Linked DNA regions of Mus musculus: all the other regions are linked to region 7. The links are chromatin loops, found by intact Hi-C in ENCODE. Cell type or tissue: gastrocnemius. All regions are shown on one strand. Region 1 overlaps Tns1 (tensin 1). Region 2 overlaps Tns1 (tensin 1). Region 3 overlaps Rufy4 (RUN and FYVE domain containing 4). Region 4 overlaps Tns1 (tensin 1). Region 5 overlaps Cxcr1 (chemokine (C-X-C motif) receptor 1). Region 6 holds the start of Tns1 (tensin 1). Region 7 has its middle 38 kb from the start of 6030407O03Rik.

Region 1 (4,000 bases), 180 kb after region 7:
TCCACCTCTAGTCTGTCTTTTGTGTTTTGGGCTTTCACGGAAGGGTCCGTGATTCTCTCCTGCCTACTTCAGCTGCAGGAATGCCAAGTGCAGGGTGGGGACGGGTGACATCGGTGGAGCTGGAGGACTAGGCAATGAGAAAGCAAGTGACAACCAATCTCTTCAGAGCCAGGGCTTCCTCCTGGCAGTAGAAGGGCCCTGTGGAGACAGGGTCCCAGATGCTGACAGTCCCTACCCCAGCCACCCAAGCCCTTCAGCGTCTGGTCCAGTTTCACACTGTGTTGAGGTCAAGACTCAAAGATTGAGAGAACCCAGAAAACACAGGTTACGCTCTAATGACAAAGAATAAAAGTTCACCATGTGTGGGGAGTAGAGCAAGCCCAGGGTGAGTGTGTGCTGTTGACACAGCTACAGTCATGTCAAGGGCACCAAAGCCTCAGACTCATACGTAACTGGCAAAGCCCCTCCCTCCCCACTGGGGTGGGGCTCAGAGGGACTGCAAAGCTTCCCTCTGGTCTGCGTGTGAATGTTGACAGCATGCAGAAAATATCCACTGTAGCTTTCTCTCCCAACCACCAAGATGTTTACAGCCTGAAGATTGCCCCCCTACAGAGACAGCTCCTACAGAGACTAGCTAAACTTGCCTCCTCATTCAGAGGTATACACTAACCCCACTCACTGTTCAGCTGTCTAATAAACACACTAAACTACTGAGCTATGGCAGTTTCTCTATCAGAGAGCCTAGTTCACTGGGTCCCAACTTCTCTGTCTCTCTGAATATATGTTCCTCTCTTTTCTTCATTCCCTTGCATCCCAGAAGCCATACAAGGACTTGGTAACCATGGCCCCTCCGCTAGGAAACAGGTTGTACATCCATATCTGGTGGTCCTGGCTGTGTGAATCAATGGATAGATGGATGGATGGATGGATGGATGGATGGATGGATGGATGGATGGATGGATGGATGGGTGGATGGGTGGATGGGTGGATGGATGATGGATAGGTAGACTGGGTGGATGGATGGATGGACTGACCAACAGGATAAAGTGGATGAGTCTATAAGTAAAATGAATAGTGGATGGATGGGTGAGGGAAAAATATGGAGTAGATGAATGAACATAGGATGGATGGATGGATGGATGGATGGATGGATGGATGGATGGATGGATGGATGGATGGATGGATACCAGAGTCATCCTCCCACCTCCTTGCTGGGCTGCTCACTAGGTCTTCTGAAGCCAGGTCCTGACACCCAGTGGAGTGTCTGGCCTGGAGTCCAGGCTTTCCTCAGCCTCGAGGTTCAGGGTGAAACTGGGGGTACCCATGCACATGGGAGTCAGATGCACTGTCAGCCAACCCTAGGATTCCCTTTCTCACTGTTCCTGCTTCTGCCTCTCAGGAGAGGGGAAGATTCCAGGAGGAAGAGAGTGAAGAGCAAGAGGAGACAGAAATGAATTTATATGACCTGAAGGTACAGGACAGGATGGAGGCTGTTATATAATCAAAATACGGAAGTTTAAACTCTCTCCCCCAGATCCCTTGTGGAGCCCCTGCTGGATCTCTTGGGAGAAAGGCGACTCCCTGTGGCTGATTTGGGTATTGCAAGCATTTTGTTGGCTAGATCAAGGCTAGGTGAGTATGGACAGCAATGCCTTTGGCCATTCAGGCATTTCCTGGAGACAGACAGACAGACAGACAGACAGACAGACACACACACACACACACACACACACACACACCATAGCTCTCTAGTCAAACAGTCCTACCTCCATACCCAACTGCTTTCCCTTGACCCCTCCAGAGTTCAGATCCCAAAAGCCTCACTCTGGCCCTAAAGACGAATGAAAGACACAATAACCACCAACCTGTTTTCTCATCTATAAAGCAGGTATAAGACCAGCATCTTGCATAAGCTATAAATACTTGGTGCTTAGTCCTCAGTAAGTGTCTTAGCAATTGTTCTGGGCTCTAATACCCACTGCCTGGCTCCTCTGAGCTTTGACATGTTGGGGGAAGTACAGACTGATAGGTTGAGCCGGAAAGAGCTCAGTCCCCTAGCATGGGGTAGGATGGACAGGACAAGGGCTGAGGCTCGCAGGCCTGTAGCTAGTGCTGTGTCTCAAAGGTAGTGAGGACTCCAAAGGCTTTAGCCAGGGTGTTGGTATAACTAGATACACACTCTTCAGACCTAGAGAAGCTACTGGAGAGAGGGTTAGAGAGGCAGCTGCCTGGGTAGGAGCCATAGTGGGAAGTTCAGAGACTCAGCCACACAGAGACCCTGGTGGTAGACAGGATGTAGGGCTGAGAGAACCTCATCTGTGCAAGTAACCAGGTTTGCAGGGAAACGGTGTTAGTCACAGGTACTGGCTGCCCTTCAGGATCTGTGACAAGACAGTTCTCTCTGGGACACAGAGACCCTTCTAAAAGCACATGACATCAGTGAGTGGGAAAGCCCAGTTAGCCCACTGGGATTTTGGGCTGTTTAAAGTCAACTCAAACCACTGGAAGTAGAGGACAGTGGCTCTACTTCTTTGCGCTGGGGGCCAGGGGGTGCAGGGGACAAGCACACGCTAGTCATGTTTCTTCCATGCACCAACCATGCACTTTGCATACTCTGACTGCACATTTCCCATGCACTAGCCACAAGCCTTCCACACAGCAAGCATGCCCCTTCTGGCACCTTCCACATTGCCAATATGTACCTTGGTTGGTTGGCTGGTTGCTTTTTCAAGACAGGATTTCTCTGGCTGATTTGGAACTCACTCTCTAGACCAGGCTATCCTTGAACTCAGGGAACTCGAGGATCTGCCTGCTTCTGCCTCCTGAGTGCTGGGATTAAGGGTGTATGCACCATCACCCAGTGCTATCATATCTTTCATGATCTCCATGGCATCCGAATGACTTTCATCACCTGCCACTAGACTCCGCCACCCTGACCATCCCCACACAGCCACATCCTACACACAGACCTTCCTATGCTACCTGGTTACCATCCACGTTAGACCTATACCTTCACACAGTCTCTACCATTAATCACCATGCCATCCACTGCCACGTCATCACACACTCCATGTGCTTGTCACCTAGCTAGGTGTTCAGTGTCCTCCAAAAGATAAGAGATAGGCACACATGCTCAGTAGAGACCCCACACACCCCAAACCAGACCAGTCCAACAACAACAACAACAACAACAACAACATGCCCTGGATCCCATCAACCACGCACCTTTGCAAACACAGCCTTCCCGAGTGATGGCCTGCCGGCAGATGCCACAGGGCTTCACCTTCTTGAAGGCCTTCACCTTGAAGTGGTGGGTCTTGGGGGCCTCCAGGTCTTCTGGCTGTGGGAAGAAATGCCCAGAGATCAATCAAGTGAATACTGGGGTCTTGGAAAGGAGGCAAGGGCAGAGGAGGAAAAACTGGCCAGACAGGAAAAACCAAGGCAAGTACCCTGGTAGGAATGAAGTGCCTAAGGACCAAGAACAGTATAGGGCTGATGGAACAGTCATGCCAGGCTCCCAGACTAGGAGGATCAGTGGACAGGGCACAGACAGTGACTGCAGACTCTAGCACCCAGGCAGGGCTCACCCTCTATGGCTTCCACTCATGTTTCTCTTCCCACTCACTTTGGTATTTTAGGGTACAAACTAAACTGCAGTTAAGCGACTAAGTTTAAATGTGCGTCTTCATTGGGCAGAGCTAACGCTGAGTGGCCTGGCGCTTGCCTAGTGTAAGATCCTGATCTGCTTCCCAGCCATTACAAAACATACATGCCGAAAGAATATTCCTTGCTACAACATACCCAGTGCACCTCGTGTAACTATGTTCCAGTGGCTATTGCATGACTCCTCCCAGTTAAAACCTCCCACAGGAACCCCAAGTTCTGGACACCTTCTACATACCAACCACATAGCCCATATGTACCTTCTACACGCCAACCATACACAGTCCTGGGACCTCCCTTAGCAGCAAATTGCTTCACTCTATTGTACGCTCTGTAC
Region 2 (4,000 bases), 84 kb after region 7:
TTCCAGACCTGAAGTTGATTTAGACAGAGCCTTAAGTGGGTAGAAGACTCTAGCCTCCCCTAACCAAATTTCTTCCTCCTTATTGCCACCATCCCTACGTACATGCACCCCTCTGTGGGATCCTTGTTTCCGGCCTCAGCTGGCCCCACAAGACATTTTCGAGTTATCACGACAGAAACTACATCATGTTTCTCTTTGATTCCAGCACTTAATACTGATCCCGATATTAAGACACCTGGGAATGCTAGAAAACTGACTCCTGGTGGTCACAGGGGACAAGGCAGATAGAAAAAGAAAGAATGGAGCAAGCAGTAGAGAAAGGTGGGAGGCACAAACATCCCAGAGGTCCTGAGGTGCAGGGAACCAGAAAGGAACTGAGCTTGGTCTCGTTCCTAGGCCACCCCAACCTAAGTCCTGACCGGTCCCATTCTCCTTCAGTCCCCTCACACTGTCACCCCTGAGACTGGACAGACCACATGGTTCAGAGAAGATGGTTCCTGCATCTGCGACACCATCTCACACTGGGCTCCTCTCCTGCTACAAGAAGAGGCAACCCCATCCTGCCCCTGTCAGGGAGCCCACCTTTGAAGGCCTCATCCAGATCTTCCTTCCCAAAAACAACCCCCAAGTCATGGATGGCACAGGTGTGGAACTGCACTCGGAAGATGACGTCTCGAGCCGGGCTCCGGAATTTCTTATGATAACACTTCAGCTGGATGAGAAGTGGACAAAGGGGGGAAAGTCAAGTCTCAGAGAGCTTCTTAACTGGCTTCATCAGCTGAGTCCCAAATCTCACCCCAAACCCACGAGAGAGAGATCAGAAATACCAAAAAAGACCTCAGAGCTCTTTGGGAGACTTCTAGAACAGAAGAGAAGGGGAACAGTCTGGCGTTGTGGGGACTAATGCACTCCCAGCTGTTCCCGAATAGAGGTGGGCATTCAAAAAGGCAATGTGTCTTAAACTATGGCAAGCAGGATTGGCATTAGGACTGGGAGTGTCTTTGTCACTAGTCTAGAGCTAGAAGGTCACAGTTCACACTGAGTGGCAGTTCCCTGAAGATGTCCCAGAGCAAAAGATGAAACTAGGAAAAGAATATTCTCTCCAAGGGAAGAAGTTGGATCATGATGATGTGTGTCTGGGAGGGATACAGGAACCCACAGTTCTAAACTCAAGCTTACAGGGGAATAGTCGCATGTCCCATGTCCCCAGGGTAGGTCAGGAACAGGACAAGAGAAGGGATACTTGAGAAGGAGGGTAGAGCTCACCAAGATGTCTCCCTTCAAGAGCAGCCCTGGTTCAATGGTGATACAGATGCTGGCCTGGCTGTCTCCAGGGATGTTGCTGAGGGAGAGAGGTGACGAGGGAGCTCTGCTGAGGAAACAGCCTCAGCTCTCCCTTCCTCCTGACCCACCCCATCCTCCTTCACAGACCACTTACTAAATGCCAGATGTGTACACAGGTTGCATGGCTTGGTAGATGCGGAGAAAGGGCCGGCACCCTGTCAGAGAGGGGGAGGGGAGTGTGAGGTTAGAACCAGAAATGGTTGGAGGGAGGAGGGACAAAGGGAAAGGCAAAGAGGGAAAAAAGAAAGAGAAAAAGAAGGAAACACGAACATAAAGGAAGCCTAACTTCCCTTCTCAGTCATTTTAAATAGGCAAAACATCGACTCCTCCAGTGTCTTCTGCCACCAGGCATGACCAGGAGTCAACCTGACATTGCAGAGTAGGGTTGAGCTCTTCTGAGAGCCCCACACAAGCCCAGATGATACCACAGCTTACCACCCAAGAAGGAAATAGAGGCTGAAGGGAAGGGATGGGGCAGGTACCTCCTTTAGACTCAAAGTTGGGGATGCCGTGCATGATCACATGATGCAGAAACAAAGGCTTGTTGTTCATTTTGATGGAGCCAGAGAGTAGGCCACTGAAGTAGTGCACATATCTGCGCAGGAATAAGGTGTCATTAGTGAAGGGACTGTGTAGTCCCTTCCAGCCACCCACTCACCCAACCAGCCATCCACCCACCCACCAGCCTTTCCACACATCCATCCACCTACCTATCCACTCACCCACTCATCCACCCATCCTCCACCCACCCATCCACTCATCCACCCACTCACATATCCACTCACCCAGTCACCCACCCATCCTCCCCATCCATCCATCCATCCATCCATCCATCCATCCACCCACATATTTATCTACCCCTCTATACATTCATTATTTATCCATTCTTTCTTTAAGAACACCACCGTAGGCTACCATCTACCCCCATACACATGACACATGCACCCACCCAGGCCACATGATAGTTAAGTTTTTCCAGCCAGGGCATGCCTCCAAACTTGCTGAGCCCCAGGATGAAAATGAAAAAAAAAAAAAAAAAATCTGCAAATTTCAGAGCCTGGAACTCACTTGGCGTTCTCTAGCACCCTCTCGTGGTGAACATGAGTATCTCTCTCACGTCTCATTTCTAGCCCAAGCATCAAGTAAACACCCCTAACAACTTACTGAGGCAAACCTTACTTATGACTATTCTCATAGACCCTAATATATTCTCAATCTCTCTCTCTCTCTCTCTCTCTCTCTCTCTCTCTCTCTCTCTCTCTCTCTCTCTCTCTCTCTCTCTCTCTCCCTCCCTCTCTCTCTCTCTCTCTCTCTCTCTCTCTCTCACACACACACACACACACACACAGAGGAAACAGTAAAAGTTTGATAACTACAGTACTTATTTTATTTCTTCCTAAACGTATGGAATTTTGTATATTAACTTCTTGACTTGGGATCTGAGATAATTAACTTCCAATAAGTATCCTAACTCTAAGCTGGTTTGTAGTTGGGTTTTCGTTTCTTTAGCGATTTTATTTATGCTGTGTGTGTGTGTGTGTGTGTGTGTGTGTGTGTGTGTGTGTGTGTGTGTTGCTAGAGATTAGACCTGGGGTCTCCTGCATGCTAAGCAGTCAACAGACTGAGCCACATAGGCAGCTCCAGAAACCTCCCAGTTCTTCTAATAAAAATCTTGCTGCCGGAACAGAAGGGGACTGAGCCATCTCGTTTCTTTCTAGCAGAGACAGAAAGCCAGGTCCAGAAAGAGTTGTGACACACATCAAGATCACATAAATCAGGGAATGGGAGAGGGAAGGAAAGAAGGAAAGTCTAGACTTTGAAGCATCTCCAAACCACAGGTCAGTCCTCTGGTGCTGGCTGGTTGACATTTCCTCCTTTTCTGATTCTCTAGAGAGCCAGGTTGAACCAGATAAACCAATCAAATGCAGCCTGGGACTCTATAATAGCCAATAGCTCCACAGGAGGGTAAGACTCTAATTATGACACCAGAAGACCTCTCCCCACCCCCATCTCTTGGCCCCTAGGCCCTCCTCCAGTCCCCAGTCCCTGAGCCTGGGTGGGGCCATCTCAGTCTCCCCTAGCAAGATAATCTGATGGGCACTGCCAGCTCCTATTCAGGGCCCTGTCCAGTCCTCCCCCCCCCCCCCCCCCCCCGCCCGTTACTCAAACCGGAAACCTGGAATGGCAGGTTTCCATCAGATCTCCTGACCAGGCCAACAGGATGTGTCTGTGTTCTGGGGACAATGAGTCCCGAGGGCGGGTGACAATGAGTGAGTGACCCACAGGCAGAGCCCCTCCCGCTCACTCCTTGCTTTCCCTGTCCAACTACCGGGTTCCCTGTGAGCACCACTGACAAGGGAACAGAGGGAAAGTGGCGGGGAATGTTCCGGAAGCCAACAGCTGCACTTTCTCATGTGTGTAGAGAAGGTGGCCTGCCCCCAACACAGGCACTGGCCCATGGGATCTGTTGGCAGACACGAATAACGCACACAGTCAAATTCACGTGACAACTGCATTGCACGCAGGCATGTGAGGAGGATTGGACCTCTTCTCTTTCTCATTAGGGGAAGCTTGGTCTCTGCTGCTCGGCATCACAGCGACTGTTCAGCCCACCGTCTCCAAGTCTCAGGGAGACACAGGGATGCTCCACATTCTT
Region 3 (4,000 bases), 230 kb after region 7:
GGACAAGGTAATGGGAGCAGGGGATGGGAAAGCAGGTGGACTTTGTCCAGGCCTTCCCTAGGTCCCTTGTCCCTCAGACCTGCTCCACAAACAGGAGGCTTTTCCCCTGAGAGGTGAGGACCTCTCATTAGCCCTGGTTTTGCCTCCCATTTCTCCTCTGACCTTGGCCCACTCTTTCTCCCTCACTCTCATTCCCTCTGTACTCTCTCTCATTTGGCCCAGCTCCCCCGCCCTGATTTCATGCTCTCTTTGGCCCTCCCCACACCCTGCAGCTGAAGACCTCACTAGGAAAAGGTCGTGCCTTTATCCGACTCTGCCTTGCCCGAGGCCAGCTGGCTGAGTCGATGCAGCTGTGCCTCCTGAACCCACAACTCACCAGGTGGGTTTGCCAGGCCATCATCCCATATACAGTACTTGAACCCACTACTGCTAAATGGGTGACAGGGGTAAAGGACTGAGTGTCAGCAAGGAGAAAGGGCCTGAGAGTCCTGCATGCAGTTTGGCATACTTGGGCCTCTGCCCTTGGAGGCTGAGCTCAGCCACAACCTGCCTGGGAAGGTCCCCTTTGGTACGCTGATTCTCAGAGGTCAAGGGTAGCAATGGCTGGATGTGTTGGTCTCTCTTCACACAGGGAATGGTATGGCCCTCGGAGCCCTCTGTTGTGCGCTGAGCTCCAGGAAGACATCTTGGACTCTCTCTATGCCCTCAATGGAGTTGCCTTCAACTTGGACCTGCAGCGGCCAGACCTGGATGAAGCCTGGCCCATGTTCTCAGAGTGAGGAGGCTCCAGCCCAAGCCACTCTTCCCTCCCCCTTTTAAGTTACTTTTGTGAGGTTATACTATAATGACATTGTTTCCCCCTTCTTCTATCTCCAAACCCTCCCAGATAATCTTTCTTGCTCTCCTTCAAATTCATGAGCTCTTTTTTTTTTTTGCGAGATACACACAGACAGACAGACAGACAGATAGACAAACAAACAAATACAACCCACTCAGTCTATATAATGTAACTTGTATGTATGTTTTCATGGCTGACCGTTTGGTATTAGTGTGCTCTTCCCTGGGGAAGACTGTTTCTCCTGTTCTCGGCATTCCTTAGTTCCCTCGCAGTTCTTTTTGCAGCGTTGGGACCTCATGAGTCTCCCCCCACCCCCTTCATGTTAGCATGTCTCTCTCGTTGCTGTCTTAGCTGGTTGGGCTCATGTTTAGACAGTTATGTTGGTGAGGCTTTCTAAGTGTAGATTCTGACACTTCTAGAAGATACAGTCTCACGGCCAACTCCCTCACCCTCTGGCTCACTTTTCAACCCCTTGCTCGGCAATGATCCCTGAGACTCACACATAGTCATAGTGTATATGTATCAGTTGGGACTGGGCTCCACAACTCTGCATTTTGATTGGTTGTGGTTTTCTATAATGGTCTCCATCTGTAGCAAAGAGAACTTGCCTTAGTGAGGGGTGAAGACTAAACTGATCTGTGACTATAGGGACAAATATTTAGGATGTAGTTACGGATTATGCTGGTTTAGTAAAGTAGTGGTTGTAGGTTCTTCTCCAAAATTCATGACTTCACCTACCACTGGGTAGTGGGCTAGGTTTCTAGTACCAGGCACGGCTGGCTTCCCATTTGTTGAACATGTCTTAATTCCAACTAGAGAGCTGTTGGTTACTGCCAAGGTATATGTAGCATTATGCACCAGTAAAGTTATCATGACATGTTAGCTCTTCTGGTTCATAGGTGTCACAGCTGCGTAGAAATGTTGGTTGCTTCCCCTCCTTGGAAGCCTGCCTCTGCCCCCTTCTTGATCCCCACTCTCCAGCCTTCTCTTTCCTCAGCATCATCTCAAGCTAAGCCACACTGCTAAAGACTAATTGGTCCAAGTAGAGAGTGAGAAGGATGGATAGGTGGTAGGATGCTGGGATGCAACAGATGTATAAGTGAAGCATGGGATGGCTGGCTAGACAGTGAACAGGAACCACTCAGGGGGAGGGTGAAAAACAGGAAGTGTATTAGTGTAAATGGGTGGTTCAGCCATTAGTGAATGGCTCGGGCAGCCTCCACTAGAAGACCAGGCCAACTAAAGGCCCGGATGTCCTGCCTCTTGGTTTCAGGTCCCGCTGTTCCAGTCCCAGCCGGACCGGGAAAAGAAGACCCGGGAAACCCAAAGGTTTTCCAGAGGAGGTACCTCTGTCCACCTTAACCTGATTTGTCTCTTGGCCATCTTTTGGAACTCCCAAGTTGAGCAGGGCCTCCTGTGGGTGTGCAGAGAGCTAACTGGGACAGAGGTGGAAGCAGTGTGCAAGGGGCAGATGGGAGGGGGTGAGCAGTCTTGTTTCCAGAGAAGCACAATAAGTAGGACAGGAGAACACTGGTGCCATCTATAGGAGGCAGTGGGGCTCTCGGGAGGAGAGGGCAATAGAGATGGTTGGAGGCTTGCAGGGAGCATACATCTACTGAAACCCTGAACTAGGTATTCAAATTGGCCTATGTCAGTTAAAGGAGTGGCTAAAGTGCTTGATTTCCCAATTAATTCACAACCCAGCTCTGACCGGTTCTAAACCTAGCTGAAGACCCTTGGGCAAGTTCCTGCCCTGCCTCCTAGGGGAGTTGTGTAGATGGCTTGAGACAACCAGCATGCCACTAAGCACAAGGCTCCTTCCTGGCTCTTGCACCATTCTGATGTGGCAGCTTAAGGTTGTTGTCATTCCACGAGCTTCCCGACACCAGATATGGCACTTGAGTACTTGGCCTCGGACCTTGAAAGAGTTCAAGGCCTGTTCATGGAGACAGATCAGGAACACATTGCAATCTATGCTAAGTGTGCAGTTAGCCACTCACATCTGTGGGTTCTGCATCTGTAGACTCACCCAACCACACAAACAAAATATTTAGAAAAGAAATTATTGCATGGGTTCTGAACATTGTGCATTCTCTTGCCCTCCATGTTCTCCCAAGCAAGGCATTATAACAGCTACTTACAAAGCATTGACAATGTGTGGGATATTAAAGCCATCTAAAAAGGACGTAAGCATACAGGAGGATGTGCATTGGTTATATGCAAAGCCTTACACCATGCTATAGAAGAGTATCGAATACCCAAGCTTTTGAGCACCCTCTTGTGGTCCTGGAGCCAACAACTCCTCTGGTATCAGGAGAGGCTATAGACATGGCCAAGGGAAAATAGGGGTACAGGGAAGACTTCCTTGCCCCTGCTATGTTGAGGATCAAATCCAGGGCCACCCATACTAGACAAGTGCTCTACCACTGAACATTAGTCTAAGATTCCATTACCGTTTTACAAACCAAGAATTCTTGTTCCCTTGTTATAGATGAGAATGCAGAAAGACAAAATCGAGTGCAGGAGAGAAGGTGAAAGGAGAAGGTGGAGGAATTCAGGGGGAGCAAGAACAACACAGGTGACAGAGGTAGCTGCCACTGGCTGGAGCCATGCAGAGGGAGGAGCTGAGAAATACCTGCTGTTCTTAGCTCAGACTTGTGGGTCCTATGGAGTGCTGGCTGAGACTATCTCTGCTCTGACAATTTTCCCAGTAGGAGGCATTCAAATCCAATAAGAAGCAAGTGCTGTCCCAGAGCTTTGTCCTCTCCAATGTCCCAGATCAATGACCAGATGCTGAAATGGGGCTTCTTTACAGGTGAGATGCTCCAGGGGAGAGCAGCTGCAGGAACCAGACACTGGAGGAACCAGCTGTCTGCAGGATGCAACCAGAGAAGACCGCACACCTGACCTCTGTAAACCCTTGCAGCCAAGCCATCTTCCCACCTTTCTGGAAGAGAAGAGGGAGGATTCCAGAAGCCTCAGTTGTCCCCAGAGCACTTGGGAAACAGAAAGGGAAGGATTTCAGCTAGACCAGAAGGATGGAGGCCCAAAGCCCAGGAAATTCCTGGAAAACTCAACAGCCAGCATCCAGCAACAGAGGAGCAGGGCTAAGGATGTTAAAATGCAGCTGACAGGAAGGAAAGTTGAAGGAAAAGGAAGTCT
Region 4 (4,000 bases), 180 kb after region 7:
CACACACACACACACACACACACACACACTTCCCGTCCAGACAGCACTACAAACACACACTCACCAAGCTCTGACAGTCAGTCCTTTGTAACCACACAAGAGAGCTCACTCTAGCCAATGGTTCTCAACCTGGGAGTCGAGACCCCTTTGAGGGGTCAAACGACCTTTACACAGTCATCACTTAAGACCATCAGAAAATACAAATGCTTACGTTATGATCCATAACAGTACCAAATTACAGTTATGGAGTAGCAAAAAAAAAATTATGGTTGGGGGTCACCAAGACATGAGGAACTGTATTAAAGAGCTGCAGCATTAGGAAGGTTGAGAACCACTGATCTAGAACATAAAGCCCTGCACAGGCACGACCCGCTGTACAGCTCATTCCACACGTAGACTACAGAGTCTCCCACCCTGGGGACTCCTCGAGGAAGCATGCCCTGCCTGACATAGGTCCCTCCTCTACAGGAACTCTCCAGGGAACAGGCTCAGCTGGAGCCCTTTCTGGGCACACACCCAGGCCAGGTCGTGGACACTGCAGTGTGCAGAGGGATCTCATCACACACCTTGTCCCTGAGCCTCCCAGCTCTGAGCCAGGGCCAGAGGAGACAACTTGGCTTGGAGGAGGAAGAGTGGCCCACACACTAAGCAAACACAGGCTCCTATCTGACAACACGGAGGAGGTTCTGGGTGCTACCAAAACACAGAGAAATGCAGGCAATAAGAGACTGGATCAGAGGCAGCAAGCCAAAGAGACAGGAAGAAATAGACAGAGGGAGGAGGAGGAAGCTGTCTGAGAATGAGACAAGCCACAGAGAAGATAAGGGAAGAGAAAAAGAAAGGCACAAGCCATGAGTACACAGAGAGCAAGCATGAATAGAGGCACACAGCTAAGAGGGAACCAGGAAACAAAGAGGGACAGACAGAAGGACCCAGGAGCTCCCAAAGGCCACATCAGGGAAGAGCTGAGGCTCGGGACACAATGATAGCCGTGGCTTCAAAGAGCTCATTGTGAGGCAAATAATAAACGAAGAAATCAAAAGGTGGTGGAAGATTAAAAACAGAATAGAGTCTCCAAGCTCCTCCCCACATTGTACAAATAAGTTACAAAGGATGAAACGGGGTTTGGAGGCACAGCTGTAATCCCAACAGCCTGAGTTCAAGGTCAGCCGGAGACAGACCTGAAGCTGCCTCAGAAATAAAGTGGGAGATAGGTTTCCCGGACAGATGCCAATCAAGTGATCAAAGTAAGTTACTGTCACCCGGGACGAGATGAATGGAAGTGGTACCCGTGGGATGGCTGACCAAGTGTAGAGTATCACTCTCTGACAGTCCTGCCAAAAGCCACAACCTGAATCCAATCAAGAGGAAACATCAGGCTGACACAAGCTGAGGCACAGTCTACAAATGAAATGGCCCGGAGCCTTCACAAGTGACAAGGTTACGAAAGTCACGGGAAGACAGAGATTCCCAGACAGGAGGCGACTCCAGACACGGCAGCTAAAAGCAGTGGCTGATTCTGAACTAGATGTTTGTGGTGGCCTTAAGGACGTCTCAGGGACACCCAGTGAGACACCACAGTGTCTGAGAATTAGAAGGCAGTGGCATCTTCATGCCATCAACCTCTGATGTTGGCCTCTGTGTCCCCTGAAACGGAGTCCTCGTGAGGTCAAGGAGGTATTCAAAGTCGAGTGGGGGGCAGCAACTCGCTCCCCCAAAGTTCAGGAGGGAAAGATCTTTGTGCCGAGTGAGTTTGCAACCATTCTGAAGCTTAAGATTGTTTTGAAATCAAAGATAGCCAGGCAGACTAGGTGAAAGGCAAGAGCAAACAGACAAGTCCAGGGCAGAGGTAAAAGCAAAGCAAGAAGAGGTTGAAGGCGTCAGCAGCGCCTCCTGGTGGTCATACTGAGCAGCAGCACTCCCCGAGCCGGTCCTAAATACCCCCCAGCTCCAGCCAGGAGTCTACCATTCCAGTCTACTGCCTGGGTTCAGTGAGGGTAGGGGCCTCCATCCCCTTCCAGTCTGCTGTCTCTCCTCCCACTTTCTCATCTCAGAGTTTGGTTGTCAGATTTCCTGGTCAATTTTGTCAGACATACTGGGGAGGGGCCCCAGCCATGGTGTGGGGTGGGAGGTGGAACAGAGAGGGAACTTGCAGTCCAGTTGGAGAGTGATGTGAGGGAGGCAGGCAGGAAGTCCCAGGCCTCTTTCTTCCTCCCCACTTAAAGAAACAGAATTTGACATTCTAGATAACCTTCCAAAACTCCCCTCCCTATACCCCCAAGTCCAGCCCTTTTCCCAAAGCCTAAGGAAAAGTCCCTTTTCCCAGAGCTCTGGAGTCCTTACAGCCTAGTGGGTAGGAGGGGGCAAGTGACGCCTTCCAGGCTGTTAAGAGACTATCCAGACTCATGCCTGGGACTGTGATACCACTGTCCCATCTGTCCTGGAAAACCTGAGTCTATAAACTTGCCCACAGTGGACCCGGAGGGCTAATGGGTGGTTCCAGGACTCTGACCTCCTCTAAGCAGTTCTGGGTGACTTTCCCCTCATCTAGCTCTGATGGAAGAACAGGCCTGGAATACACTGGGGCTGTGTAGCCGAGTGCATTGACAACCTTCTCTGGACCTCAGTACAAGGCGAAGCTTCGAGCTGCGGAGGGAGGGGGTGTGCTGACAGCTGTGGGGAGCAGAGAATATGAGGACACGTTAGCCCCCTAAGGACAGACTATAAAAATCTGTGTGAGGAAAAGTCAGCTCCATCATCCCCAATGAGAAGCAGGCCTCAGCTTCCCACACTAGGAAGTAGGGTATCCAGGGATGCTATAGAAAGGCTCAACACGTGGATTCTAATGTCACAGGATGTTGGTGGAGATGGTTTAGGGTGGGTTAGCCTCCTCCCTCTGATACCCAAGGACGTCTCAACCCTACAGACCAGAGTCAGAGCTTGCTACAAGAGCAGATTGGTGTTTAAGTCTGGCTCACCCTGCCCCGCTCGCCCATCTGGGACTGCTCCCCAGGTCCAGGCAGAGGATGAGAGTGAGCCCCATAAAGCCCACAAGCCCATAAAACATGCAGTGCCATCCAAGGACGGTGGCTTGTTAGGACAACGATTGCTGTCTTCCTGACAGGCGGCAGACAGCCACATGGGGCACAGCCAGGCCCTGCCCTCCCTGGATTAACAGGCAAGCCCAGAGGCAGGAGACATGGCCACAATGAAGGGAGGGGTGTCCTGGTGGCTCCAGCACTGTCCCACCTCCCTGCAAGCCAGAGTCAGAGCAAGGGAGCAGGGAAGGGATCCAGCTGGAAGCCCTGCTCCCCAGCCCTCAAGCCCCAGCAGCAGAGGGCTTTCAAAGCCTAAGGCCTTGGCCCATCTCAGCCCTTCCCTCTCTCCATTCAGCCAGCCAGAGGGTGTGGCACAACTGGCTGGACCATCAGGGGCTCTAGCCAGGCCTTGGTCCTGGTTGGGAGGAACTGCTTGCAGACAACTCCCTTCCTCGAGGGGCAGAGAGGCAAAGGGCTGTGTGCTAAAGAGGTCCACCCACTGTGAGAAAACCCCCAGTTCTGCCCTCCTCTGAGGCTAAACAGCTCTGGGTGGCCAGAAAAGACAGAAGTCTTCTAGCCAGAGAGCTGGGCAGCCTGGGAGATGGGATGGCCAAAAGCTGAGATAGGCTTTACCCTCTCCCTGTGACCCGGCCACCAAGGTCCCCTAGCCCTTAGTCGGGGAGTCTTAGTGCCTGCTCTCAGGCTTCTTCCTCCAAACCTCACCTTCACGGACAACACAGAGTTGCCTCCCTCTTGGGCCCCCAATTAAGGGCCTGCCCATGTTCTTGGTCACCCTGGTGGAAAACTCTGAGTCACCCTCAGCCCCTCCCTGCCCTCCCCCACCCTCTCAGCAGCTCGTTGCCAGATCCCGTGACTTTTGCCTCCTAATTCTCTCCACAGACTGACTCTCTTTCTCTCTCTCTCTCTCTCTCTCTCTCTCCTGCTTTTCAATTCTGCTGCCT
Region 5 (4,000 bases), 290 kb after region 7:
TCTGCTGGTCTTGCTCCATCCTTGGCTCAGCTGGCACCCAACACACACACATCACCCTTGGTGACACCGGTCACGGGGTAAAGGGGATTCTCATGCACTAGGCCTGGCTTCCCAAATACCCTCCGTCCACTCATGACACCTAAAGGGAAGAAACTCTTCAGCTCCATCACAAGGCTGCCTGGTGGCTTGACGCTTCCATAGCACCTGACCGATGTCCTCAGCGGGCATTGCAACATTCCTCAAGATGGAAAAACAATCTCATGAGCTCAGATCACAGGACAGAAAGCTCCCAGACAGCCTGCTGGAGTGTGCTGAGCAGTCTGGGTGGTGTTCCAAAGAGAGAATCCAGCCCATGAGGGCTAATGTTAGATGCAAGTCCCAGTTCTTTGTTCTAATGGTGGGTTAGGCTACAGGTGTGACCATGATAATTACCCAGATCACAAGTCAAAGATGTATATGTTCAATAGAAATGGTGAAGCGTTATTCCTCATGGAAGTATAAAGTTCTTGGAGGGCCATCAGCACCTCCTCGGAAAGCTGGTGTGGGCCCAGTAGTTACTAACTTCTCCTGATCTTGTCTCCTCCCTCCCCAAAGCAGATAGTATCTGCCCATAGCCATAGTACACACACACACACACACACACACACACTATATACAGACAGACATACACAGTACATACAGACACATGCATATACTACACATACATACATACACACCACACACACAGATACAGCAACATAAATAAGTACACTTACCATACACACATACTCATACTACACATACACTCACACACACCACACACACACATATACCATGCATACATACATATACACACACAAAACACATACACCATACATGCATACATGCATACATATACATATATACACACACACATACACATACACACACAGCACACACACACATATACCACACATACATATATACACACACACATATACACTACACATACACTGACACACACCACACACACATATACCACGCATACATACATATACACACACAAAACACACACACACACCATATATACATACATACATACATACATACATACACCATACATACACACACACACACACACATATACCACACATACACACATACACACAACACACGCACACACTCACACAGCACATTGGCACAATAGTTATCCTTCTCTTTGAGGGCAAGCGATCACTTTCCGGTAATTCTCAGAGGTTTAATAAATAGCGGTGAGAGACGTATGAAAGGCAACACGGCGGTGTGTCAAAACCTCCTTGCGAACCAGGCCATGGTTAGCAAGGATCTTGAGGAATTCATGGCGAAAATTTTGGCCAACGAAGGCATAGATGATAGGGTTAAGACAACTATGAGAAAAGCCCAGGATCTCAGTAATATACAGGGCCTGGTCAATGTCATTGCGGCGTTCGCAAGTATCTTCAATCAAGTGGGCTCCTAAGAGAGTGTCTGAGAGCAGAACCAGATTGTAGGGCAGACAACAGAGCAAGAAGACCAACACAACAGCAAAGATCACCCCCATGGCCCGGTGTTTCTGCCTCATGTGGGTCTTAAAGAGCATGCGCAGTGTGAGCCCGTAGCAGACCAGCATAGTGAGCAGCGGCAGGAGGAAGCCAAATATGTGGGACAGACCCCGCAAGGTCATCCGAAAATCTGTTGTGGCTTCACCCAGGACTTCATAGCAGACTGTACCAGAACGGAATGGTTTATATGCCTGGCGGAAGATAGCAAAAGGCAGAGACAGAATCAAAGATAGACCCCAGATGCCCACGCACACGAATTTAACCAAGTAGCGCTTTCGGGCCAGCGTACGGGTGGCATGGACGATGGCCAGGTATCGGTCCACACTGATGCAGGCCAGCAGCAGGATACCACTGAAGAAGTTGAATTCCTTCAGGAGTGAGACCATCTTGCACAGGGGTGTGCCAAAAATCCAGCCCTTCAATTTGGAGACAGCCAAGAAGGGCAGGGTCAATGAAAAGAGTAGGTCGGCGATGGCTAGGTTCAGCACGTAGACATCCATGACGGATCGGGTCCTTCGCCTGTATAAGATAACCAGCATCACCAGCGAGTTTCCCAGCAAGCTCAGAAGGGACACCAGTGCATAAAAGACAACTAAAGCCTGCCTGTTGGTTATTGGAACTCTCTTACAGGGGATGAAATAATCTCCAGTGGGCAGCATTCCCGTGATATTTCCAAATTCTTTCTCAAAGTCACCCTCAGGATTAGTCCAGATGAAATATTCAGCCTCGGCCATTGTTTGATCTAGGTGAAAGGTAAGAAAGAGAGATAAGATTTAGTAACCAAATTCAAGTGTTGTGAGTGTTGAGGGGGTAGTATTGGCTTCTCTGTTGCCTTGACAACCAAAGTTCACCCCCTTTGCCTTCAACTTGAACTTTGGTAGGTTAGCTTCCTAATGCTGTCAAAGTCCTTGGACAGTCAGTCTGAGTATAGAATAAAACCCATGGGAGATACCTTTGCCTTCAGTTGGCTCTACAGTTCTCAACTCTATGCCCAGCTCTTCCTTGTCTCCTCTTAACCATCTTTGTCCTCAGCCACGCCCCTGGGTTCAGATACAGTCACCAGGTTGTTCTTACACTCAGGGAAGAGCCAGCACACAGCAAACGGAAGGAGGCAAGGTGTATCTGGGCGTCCCCTCCAACCTTATGTCTTATATATGCCCCCTCATTATTGTTTGCAATTTTTGTAAAGACATATTATTTTTCATTGCTTTTATTTATGTATAAGTGCATATGAACTTGTCTGTGTGTCTATATGTAGAGGTCAGAAGAAGGCATCTGATCCCTTGGAACTGGAGCTACCAGGAGTAGCGAGCTGCCCAAAGTGGGTCCTAGGAACCAAATCCTCAGGAGCACTCCATGCTCCTAACCACTGAGCTATCTCCCCAGCCCCTTGTTTGCCTTTCTTAAAACCTACCTGGAGAAAGAGGTGATAACTTCAGATTACATTACACTGTACTCTGCGCCTTGTCTTCTGATGAGATTGTCTCCAGCTTTCACAGTTGTAAACATCGCGTCAAAAGCACACAGAAGAGGCCAAAGCAATGATTCAGTGAGGTGCCTGCGTGCTGCCAAGCCGAAAACCTGAACTTGATCCCCAGAGCCCACATGGTAGAAGGAAAGAACTACCTCATGTAGGTTATTCTCTGGCCTCCACACCTAAGCTCACACACACATTAAGCGTGAAATAGAAAAATTTTAAATGCATGTCAAGGGTTGGTGAGATACCTCGGCAGAGCTTGTCACACAAGCCTGACACCTTGAGTTTGCTCCCAGAATCTATGATGGAAGAAGGAAACCAGCTCCTTAAAATTGTCCTCTAGCCTCTGGCCTCTGTATATAGTCCTGCACACTTGCACACACACACACACACACACACACACACACACACACACACTTGAGACATGAGAACACGTGTGCACCTCTACCCAACACCAGGGCTCTGTAATCTGGAAGTATTTAGAAGTTAACTGAGTTTAAGATGAGGATACAGTTACCTAATGCCCACTCTCAATGGCTACCTTACCTGGGGCCTTTAATCCCCAAAGATTTCCACTTATCAACTGCAGATTGTGGGAAGATAGGGAGCTCTCCCAGCTTCCAGGCCTTGGATTCTATGGCAAGGGCAACCACATCCCTACCCCTTGGGATGCTCTCTCAGTGCCAGAGTTTGCATCTTCACAGAAGATGAAGGTTAGAGAGAAGCAATCAACACTGAGCCAGGAAACTGTTCACTGCAGCCACATAACAGGAAAGCAATAAAAAGCAATGGCTGAGGGGAGGGGGGCTGTGACCGTAAGCACCTAGGAAGTCAGAGTTGCGTACCTAGACACAGTGAGGGGACAAGAAACCATTTATCAGAAATCCCTTAGTCCCACAGAAACCAGTGTGTTTTCTAAAATAAAGTTGGACCAAGCCTTCCTACCCCAACATGTGGACTGACACACAGCTGACACAGGCGTCCT
Region 6 (4,000 bases), 220 kb after region 7:
ACAGCCACCATTCTGCCCCCCCCCCCCCCACTCCAAGCTAAGAGGATATTAACCTTTCTCTCCTCACCCCAGCACCCTTGGGTGGTTCCAAATTCTCACTAATAGCCTGCTGCCTCCCTCTCTCTGCCTCTTGCTTTTTCCTCTTTCTTCTTGCTTGTTTTGGGTTTTTTGTCTTACTAGTTTTGGTGTTTGGGAGAGTTTGAGTTGGGGGATTTGGTTGGTTTTAGTTTGTTGGAGAAACGATCTCACTATGCTGGCCTTGGCTTAGAACCTCCCTGCTTCAATTTCTCTAGCAGTGGATCACAGACCTGGCACCAACGTCTCACAGGTATTTGCCCTTCAAGGACACCAGAGGCCCAGGTGTGACCTCCACAGAACTGACTGCAGGGCCCTCCCACTCTCCTACCTACACCTTCCCAGACTCCTTACTGTCCCAGATGGACCGGGCTCTGCCGTGCCCGCTGCCCGCATCCGGCCCACAGCTCCCTACCTGAAGCAGCAGCCGCCTCCTCGGGTCGGGCGCCGCACCCCCGGGCTCACAGCGCTCGGGCCGCGCGGGGCCCGGCGGAGTCCCGGGGGGCTGCGGGCCGCAGGAGGGCAGAGGCTCGAGCGCCTCGCAGCACACCAGGCTCACGGTGCAGCCCATCCGGCCCGGGACCCGGCGGGCCCGGGGCGGGGACGCGGACTACCCGCGAGCCGGCCCGCCCCCCAGCCCCAGCGACCTCTCGGCCCCAGGCGTCTGCGACGTGGGGAAGAAGGGCGACGCCCCCGGCCCGCCCCGTCGGAGTCCGCCTCCGCCTCCGCCACCGCTCTGCCAGGCAGTGGGAGTGCGGGGCCTGGCGAGGGGCGGCGACACGGACGCTGGAGGCAGAAGGCGGGGAGGGGACCCGAGGGCGCGGGAAGGCGGGAGGGGCGGCGGCGGGATCCCCGGGACAGGCTGAACTGGGAACGCAAGAGAGCGACGCCGTGACTAGTGAGCGACTGAGAGACTGACACCAGAGAAGGGATCTGAAGGGACAGAGACGGTGGCATGGAGGACGAGGGGAGCGCCGGGGTTAGATCTGGCTCTGCACCGGGCAGAAGGGCGGGACATGGAGCAGAGAACAGCACGTTTGGGGATCGCTCTGAGCCCTACTTACAAGTAGTTCCTCGAGCTCGTAAAAGTAGTTCTAGAAGTCCCTAACCCTTGGTTTTAAGTGACATGCCAGCCTGGCCTAGAAAAAGGATGACCCCAGCACCAGGAAGTTGAACGAGAGCAGCGGGAAAGACCACCCTACACCGAGCAGCCCACCTGGCGTTTCCATCCCCGGGAAGTGGGTACCAGGGCTGGAAGGAAGGCACCCCAACACTGACTGGGATCCCGCAGCTGGCTGGGGTAAGAGGAGGGAGAAAGACACTTGGTGGCCGTTTGCCCCTTCTCCCCACCTGTGTCACTTTCAGTCCAGTGACAGAAGAGACAACTCGAGAAAAGGAGCCCACTAGCGCTTCTGTCAGCCCCTTTCCGCCATCTACTGGCAACAAGACAGAAAGACAGGAGCAGGTGCCCGGGAAAGGAAGCCCCTGCCGGTGTTGTGTTTTGCCACCAACTGGCCTCATGCCAGATGACTTTGAGGAAGCCACCCATTCTGCCTCAGTGCCCTGATCTTTCTCTACCACTTCTCCCTGGCCAGGGTTGGTCCAGCCCCCTTCAGGCTGGGCTGAGTCACTCCCCAGGCAGGAGAGCTGGAAAAGACTGTGCAGAGCCCACAGTCACAAGGGACATACTCAGGCTACAGAATCCTGCCCACATCCCAAACAGACAAGCTTTTCTCAGGTGAGCACGGGAGTCCCTGGGCTTGGGGATTAGGTAGAGAGACCCTAGAAAAGGTCTGTAGAGAACTTCTTTTTTGTTTGTTTTTTGTTTTTTGTTTTTTTGAGACAGGGTTTCTCTGTATAGCCCTGGCTGTCCTGGAGCTTACTTTGTAGCCCAGGCTGGCCTCGAACTCAGAAATCCGCCTGCCTCTGCCTCTCCAGTGCTGGGATTAAAGGCGTGCGCCACCACGCCCAGCTTGTAGAGAACTTCTGTCTAACCCTTGGTGTACAGGTCAGGAAAGTGGAGCCTAAGAAAGGGTGACCAGTCCAGGACGGGACCTTTATCTTCTGACTCCCGATCCTGGGCCCCATGCACTGCTGTCCTAGCCTTTCTTTTCTTCTTTTCCCTTTCTTCCCCCCATGATCCACTGCTACAGGATCATGCCAGAGCTACCCTGCCCACAAACTCCAGCACTCCTGCCTGGGAAGCTGGACACCTGGCCTGGCTTTTGATGCCAGGATCTCAGCCTAAGCTCATTCAACATCCTTCAAGGGCAACAGTATCCCTCTCTGAGCCCCAGGACCCTTGAGAGACAGAAGTAGAGTTCTACGAGAGAGGGTGGTGGGATTCAAACCAGGCACCCTGCTCCCCACACCGAACATTGGTTCAGTCCCAATGTTGCACCCTCTGTCTACTTCTGCATGCTTTCCCAGAGAACATACATTTTCCACTCAGCTGGGGCCCTGGAAAGGATGAATGTGGGTCCCAAGGCAATGACACTCTGCTGAGGCTCAGGGGCTAGTCCGGGGGAAAGGAGGTGACAGTTCCCCTAGCTGGGTGTCCCCATGGTGCAGGCATTCTGTTCGACTCATAAGGAAGTCTGAGCTCAGCTTACAGCTTTGTGATACTGGGCTGAGATTTACCCTCTCTGTGCCTAGTCACCATGTGTAATGCTATGCTCTGGAGGCTACTAAGGGGATTGAATGAGACAAAGATGTCAGCAATGGCCAGGGTGACCAACACCAGTGATAGCTCAATAAGTAGAGACTGCTGATACCATTGCATGCACTAGCAAGATTTTGCTGAAAGGACCCAGATATGGCTGTCTCTTATGAGACTATGCCGGGGCCTAGAAAACACAGAAGTGGATGCTCACAGTCAGCTATTAGATGGATCATAGGGCCCCCAATGGAGGAGCTAGAGAAAGTACCCAAGGAGCTAAAGGGAACTGCAACCCTATAGGTGGAACAACAATATGAACTAACCAGTACCCCGGAGCTCTTGTCTCTAGCTGCATATGTATCAAAAGATGGCCTAGTCAGCCATCACTGGAAAGAGAGGCCCATTGGACTTGCAAACTTTATATGCCCCAGTACAGGGGAACGCCAGGGCCAAAAAGGGGGAGTGGGTGGGTAGGGGATTGTGGGGGTGGGTATGGGGGACTTTTGGGATAGCATTGGAAATGTAAATGAGGAAAATACCTAATAAAAAAAAGAAACAGAAAAAAATTAAGTAGAGGCCATATTCATGTCTTTATATCAGTCTTCAAGACACAACTGGCAGCTGGGTGGTGATGGAGCATGCTTTTAGTGCCAGCACTCAATAAGCAGAGCCCACCCTGGTCTACAGAACAAGTTCCAGGACAGCCAGGGCTACACAGAGAAACCCTATCTCAGAGAGAGAGAGGGAGAGAGAGACAGACAGAGAGGAGGAAGAGGAAGAGGAAGGAGGAGGAGGAGGAGGAGGAGGAAGAGGAAGAGGAAGAGGAAGAGGAAGAGGAAGAGGAAGAGGAAGAGGAAGAGGAAGAAGAAGAAGAAGAAGAAGAAGAAGAAGAAGAAGAAGAAGAAGAAGAAGAAGAAGAAATAATAATAACAACTGGGATTCCTTGCATTAAACTATAAAAGAAAAAAGAAAAAGAAAAGAAGGAAGAAAGAATTGTGCTTCATTCTGCCAGTTAACTCATTGTGTGACCCTGGTTTGCTCTCATTCCCTCTCAAGTCTAAACTCTCATCCCGTCCATATGTAAGGAAAGCAAGCAGCTGAACCCAGAGGATCACAGGGAATCCCATCACTTCCGAGTCTTCATGGCCAACAACGGGACCATCCTCAAGATCAGCAGAAGCCTGAAAAGTGAGTATGCCCTGTGAGATTTTTTTTCTGGGGCTGAGTTTCAGGAGACAGGAGGAGTCTGGAGAGCATCTCCCTTAT
Region 7 (4,000 bases):
AGATCAAGAATTGACAAATGGGACCTCATGAAATTCCAAAGTTTCTGTAAGGCAAAAGACACAATCAATAAGACAAAAAGGCCAAGGATATGGAGAAAGAGGAACACTCCTCCATTGTTGGTGGGATTGCAAGCTTGTATAACCACTCTGGAAATCAGTCTGGCGGTTCCTCAAAAAATTGGACATAGTACTACCAGAAGATCCCACAATACCTCTCCTGGGCATATATCCAGAAGATGTTCCAACTAGTAATAAGGACACATGCTCCACTATGTTCATGGCAGCCTTATTTATAATAGCCAGAAGCTGGAAAGAACCCAGATGTCCCTCGACAGAGGAATGGATACAGAAAATGTGGTACATTTACACAATGGAGTACTGCTCAGCTATTAAAAACAATGAATTTATGAAATTCTGGGGCAAATGGATGGACCTGGAGGGCATCATCCTAAGTGAAGTAACCCAATCACAAAAGAAGTCACTTGATATGCACTCACTGTTAGAATACCCAAGATACAATTTGCAAAACACATGAAACTCAAGAAGAAGGAAGACCAAAGTGTGGATACTTCATTCTTCCTTAGAATAAGGAACAAAATATCCACGGAAGGAATTACAGAGACAAAGCTAAGAAGAAAGGATGGACCATCCAGAGACTACCCCACCCGGGGACCCATCCCATAATCAGACACCAAACTCAGACACTATTGCATATGCCAGCAAGATTTTGCTGAAAGGACCCTGATATAGCTGTCTCTTGGGAGGCTATGCCAGTGCCTGGCATACACAGAAGTGGATGCTCACAGTCAGCTATTGGATGGAACACAGGACCCCCAATGGAGGAGCTAGAGAATTACCCAAGGAGCTGAAGGGGTCTGCAACCCTATAGGTGGAACAACAATATGAACTAACCAGTACCCCCAGAGCTCGTGTCTCTAGCTGTATATGTAGCAGAAGATGGCCTAGTTGGCCATCATTGGGAAGAGAGGCCCCTAGGTTTTGCAATCTTTATATGCTCCAGTACAGGGAAATGCCAGGGCCAAGAAGTGGGAGTGGGTGGGTAGGGGAGCAGGGTGGGGGGAGGGTATAGGGAACTTTCGGGATAGCATTTGAAATGTAAATAAAGAAAATATCTAATAAAAATCTTTTTTAAAAAAAGAAAGAAAACAAATCCTACCCAGATATGACACCTAGCCACCTCACCCTCTCTAGCATAATAACCCTGAGCGCAGTTGTGGCACCAATAAGTTGAAAGAAAAGACTTAATAGAGGTGAGGAGAAAACCCAGGGATGTTCAGAAGCCACACTTAAGGAGAAATGACAACAGCCGGGACATTGCATGCCCAGTGTGACAAGGGCACTGTTGTTCTTCTCTGACTCCTGCATTGATGGTGGAGGGCACAGGCCATGCCCTGTTCATCTCACATCCTGGGATGCTGGCACAGGGTTGCATCATGCCAGGAACCTGCATGTGACCTTTGCTGCTCTCATTAGTTGTCTTGGACCCTAAGACTCTCTAGAGGAAATCACGCTTATTGTAGTGAGTCACAAGGCAGTGTCTCTGGGAGCCCTACCCTCTGCTCCTAGATGCTGTGCACAAATGAGCCTGACAGAAGTAGATCTCATCTTCTGGCTTCTTCTGAGTTGAAGTACCAAGATATTGCCACAAGGGGGCACTGTCCCCCTTCCCACGCCACTGCAGCTCTGAAAACTGGTTCCTTTCAGTCTAGGTGAAAGAGTCACTCTGCGTTTCTAAAGGAGGGTAACCTGCTGTGACTAGATAGTAAGCCACCACTGGGTGGTTGGTGGATATCAGCTTGAGCTTGCACAAGCTGCCTCCTTAGCTTCTCCTTCCCTGAGCATCCTGTCGACTCGTGCACTTTTTGAACCCAGAGCATCGACAGACCCTCCGGAGCCTGGTGATGCAGGATGCTGGCTTCTCAGTACCGTCTTGGGTTTTTTTTCCAGCTGCTGCTACCGAGGTCAAGTTTTCTTATGCAGCTCAATCCCAGGCCTGGATTCTCCAAGTGCATCCTGGAGATGGTAACCAGCCCTCCCAACCTCCTCATGGCCCTTCTAGAATTACTTGCCCTGATCTGTGGACCAGCCAAAGCTTCAATCATAGAGGGCCAACTGTAGGCTGGCTGCAGGAGGATGGACAGACAGACCTTGCCTATCCAGGAAGTGAGTTTATATTATAGGCAATGCTGGGCTAGGAAGTACCAGAGATGCCAACCCAGAGACTCATGGTAAAGAGGCCATAAGTAGCCCCCAGTCATTGACTGCCTATCCAGGGCTCCTCACTGGCTCCTGCCACCTCAGTGGACTCCAGCATGAAGGCTGAAGTTGGAATTGGGAATTGAGTGGGGGGGGGGGGTGCGGGGGCGGTGTGAAGCTGGCTCAGCAACTGCCCACTTTTACTTCCTCTTGGAAGAGCCGCAACTTCCTATTTGGCCACTGGAGGGCGCCTTGGGATCATGAAAACGCTATAAAATGTTAACCAACGTGGACTTGAGGGCCTAGACGAGAAAAGGACTTCAGACTGAGCCCTGTCTGATCATTCCAGATGTTCTCCGCATTCTGAAAGCCATCCTTTCTCATTCCAGAAGATCCTTGGAAAGAGACGGTCCTGCGGTTTCCACTCCCCCCCCTCAGCAACTGTAGCTAGCTTGGTCTACTGATGCTTCTTCCAGTGGGCACTAAGGAAGGTTGCCTGGGAGACCCGCATGAACGAGAAACATGGATCCAGACCCAGAGACTAGCGTGGGAGAAGCAGACAGGAAATGAAAAATGGAGGTGCTGGCATGCGGAGACTGGGCTGGGGCCGGGAGGGACGGAAGTGGGAGTTTGCCAGCCATTCTTACAGGTTGCAAGCCTCCATGGAGATTAAAAAAAGAATGAATGAATTGATTAATTAATCAATTCATTCATTCATTAATTTTTAAAAACAGCACCCCATCTCTAGTATCTTCTTACCTGGCCCAGCTACCACCTCCCAGATCCAGTCTAGGATTCTGGGTTAGGAGAGGCAAGGAGGAACTGGAGAAGAGGAAGGGCGGTCAGGTGGCAGTGTCACCACCAAGCACACACAGAACTCTGAGGCCACCTGGAATTACATCGCCCTCACAGTTACAAGGCCCTACCTGCTCTTCATTCCCTTATCTCCGTGGCAACAGAGCTCTGCTGTTCCTAGCCTCAGCAGCCTGGCACTAGGAAACACAGCCTGTCTGTCCCTCCTGGCACCTGCTGATGTCACCGCAATAAGAAAGATCTATTCCAGTGACAGCGACTGTGTCTCAAAGGCATCCCCACCCCTGCCCTCCTTCCCACAGATGCTCAGGGAAACCATTGTGAAAGGAGGCCACCCTCCAAATAGTGTCTGGTTATGCCTCAGTTTCCACTCCAGCCTGGACCCTCATTCCTAACTGCAGTGCCCCACACCCCAAAGTCTCTCTCTCCACCTGCAACCTTAGCACTGCTGCTGCCCCTCCTCTAGGGTGCTCCGTACGCATACATCCACATTCCTGGGTTCTCCTTCCCACACTCTGCCTTTTTAAAATGTTTTGCTTGTCATGCTCAAGACCCTCTACTAGTAACACATACACATACAGACACACACACATACATACACATAAACACACATACATACCACACAGACACACAGACACACACACACACACACACACACACACACACACACACACACACTGGTCTATGGTTTGTAAACACTTCTAACCTTTATGGTCTGAGATTGCTCACCCACAGAAACCTCCTACCAAGACTAGCCAACAGCTAACATGTGCTCCCCCCGCCCCGCTCCAGTATACATAATAAACATGCTGAAGTTCCCAGTTGTTACAGTAGCTGCTCTGGTCATCTCTCATAGCCTGTGCAGCCCATCTGTGCCCAGCTTTTCTGTACACATGTCTGTGTTTCCATCTTCTCCTTCCCACAGTGCCTCCATGAGGTTTCCAGACTTAAGCCATTCCCTGTGCACCAG

What was found. A loop is a pair of places that touch in the nucleus more often than their neighbours do. Peaks named below come from ENCODE experiments on the same cell type or tissue, not always from the same donor. Only the 100,000 strongest peaks of a DNase experiment are listed, where the experiment ranks them.
Region 1: a loop joins it to region 7, with 7 times the contacts of the local background. A loop is called at or near these places in 35 of 42 quality-filtered maps.
Region 2: a loop joins it to region 7, with 5 times the contacts of the local background. A loop is called at or near these places in 38 of 42 quality-filtered maps.
Region 3: it touches region 7 in a loop (6-fold over the local background); 21 of 42 quality-filtered maps call a loop at or near these places.
Region 4: it touches region 7 in a loop (8-fold over the local background); 35 of 42 quality-filtered maps call a loop at or near these places.
Region 5: it touches region 7 in a loop (2.9-fold over the local background); 19 of 42 quality-filtered maps call a loop at or near these places.
Region 6: it touches region 7 in a loop (8-fold over the local background); 21 of 42 quality-filtered maps call a loop at or near these places.

Annotation. Positions count from the first base shown.
Region 1 is chr1:74,075,974-74,079,973 of GRCm38, forward strand. It overlaps Tns1 (tensin 1), which reads right to left. Exons shown (of 33, transcript NM_001289895.2): 2 at 3,226-3,340. Among named protein-coding and RNA genes, the nearest start is that of Gm31637, 18 kb to the right of the region's middle. In gastrocnemius, a CTCF peak has its summit at 1,580; a DNase peak (open chromatin) is centred at 1,596; H3K27ac peaks cover 1,279 bases.
Region 2 is chr1:73,984,437-73,988,436 of GRCm38, forward strand. It overlaps Tns1 (tensin 1), which reads right to left. Exons shown (of 33, transcript NM_001289895.2): 13 at 1,827-1,939; 14 at 1,439-1,499; 15 at 1,267-1,342; 16 at 583-712. Among named protein-coding and RNA genes, the nearest start is that of Gm39664, 45 kb to the right of the region's middle. In gastrocnemius, a CTCF peak has its summit at 2,438 (motif pointing left); a DNase peak (open chromatin) is centred at 2,372; H3K4me3 peaks cover 317 bases; H3K27ac peaks cover 1,614 bases.
Region 3 is chr1:74,129,067-74,133,066 of GRCm38, forward strand. It overlaps Rufy4 (RUN and FYVE domain containing 4), which reads left to right. Exons shown (of 12, transcript NM_001170641.1): 4 at 1-7; 5 at 273-379; 6 at 632-775; 7 at 2,112-2,181; 8 at 3,654-4,000. Among named protein-coding and RNA genes, the nearest start is that of Rufy4, 5.5 kb to the left of the region's middle. In gastrocnemius, no CTCF peak of the experiment used is centred here; no DNase peak of the experiment used is centred here.
Region 4 is chr1:74,081,145-74,085,144 of GRCm38, forward strand. All of the region lies in intron 1 of Tns1 (tensin 1), which reads right to left. Among named protein-coding and RNA genes, the nearest start is that of Gm31637, 12 kb to the right of the region's middle. In gastrocnemius, no CTCF peak of the experiment used is centred here; DNase peaks (open chromatin) are centred at 1,912 and 3,293; H3K4me3 peaks cover 760 bases; H3K27ac peaks cover 3,189 bases.
Region 5 is chr1:74,190,590-74,194,589 of GRCm38, forward strand. Cxcr1 (chemokine (C-X-C motif) receptor 1) reads right to left here. Exons shown (of 2, transcript NM_178241.4): 2 at 1,196-2,280. The coding sequence starts at 2,272. The coding sequence ends at 1,217. Among named protein-coding and RNA genes, the nearest start is that of Cxcr1, 2.0 kb to the right of the region's middle. In gastrocnemius, no CTCF peak of the experiment used is centred here; no DNase peak of the experiment used is centred here.
Region 6 is chr1:74,123,802-74,127,801 of GRCm38, forward strand. It overlaps Tns1 (tensin 1), which reads right to left and starts at 747. Exons shown (of 33, transcript NM_001289895.2): 1 at 491-747. The coding sequence starts at 646. It overlaps Rufy4 (RUN and FYVE domain containing 4), which reads left to right and starts at 1,740. Exons shown (of 12, transcript NM_001170641.1): 1 at 1,740-1,813; 2 at 3,791-3,922. The coding sequence starts at 3,877. In gastrocnemius, a CTCF peak has its summit at 1,519 (motif pointing left); DNase peaks (open chromatin) are centred at 761 and 1,538; H3K4me3 peaks cover 1,360 bases; H3K27ac peaks cover 316 bases.
Region 7 is chr1:73,900,059-73,904,058 of GRCm38, forward strand. No RefSeq gene overlaps it. Among named protein-coding and RNA genes, the nearest start is that of 6030407O03Rik, 38 kb to the left of the region's middle. In gastrocnemius, CTCF peaks have their summits at 1,671 (motif pointing right) and 2,462 (motif pointing right); DNase peaks (open chromatin) are centred at 1,677 and 2,451; H3K27ac peaks cover 950 bases.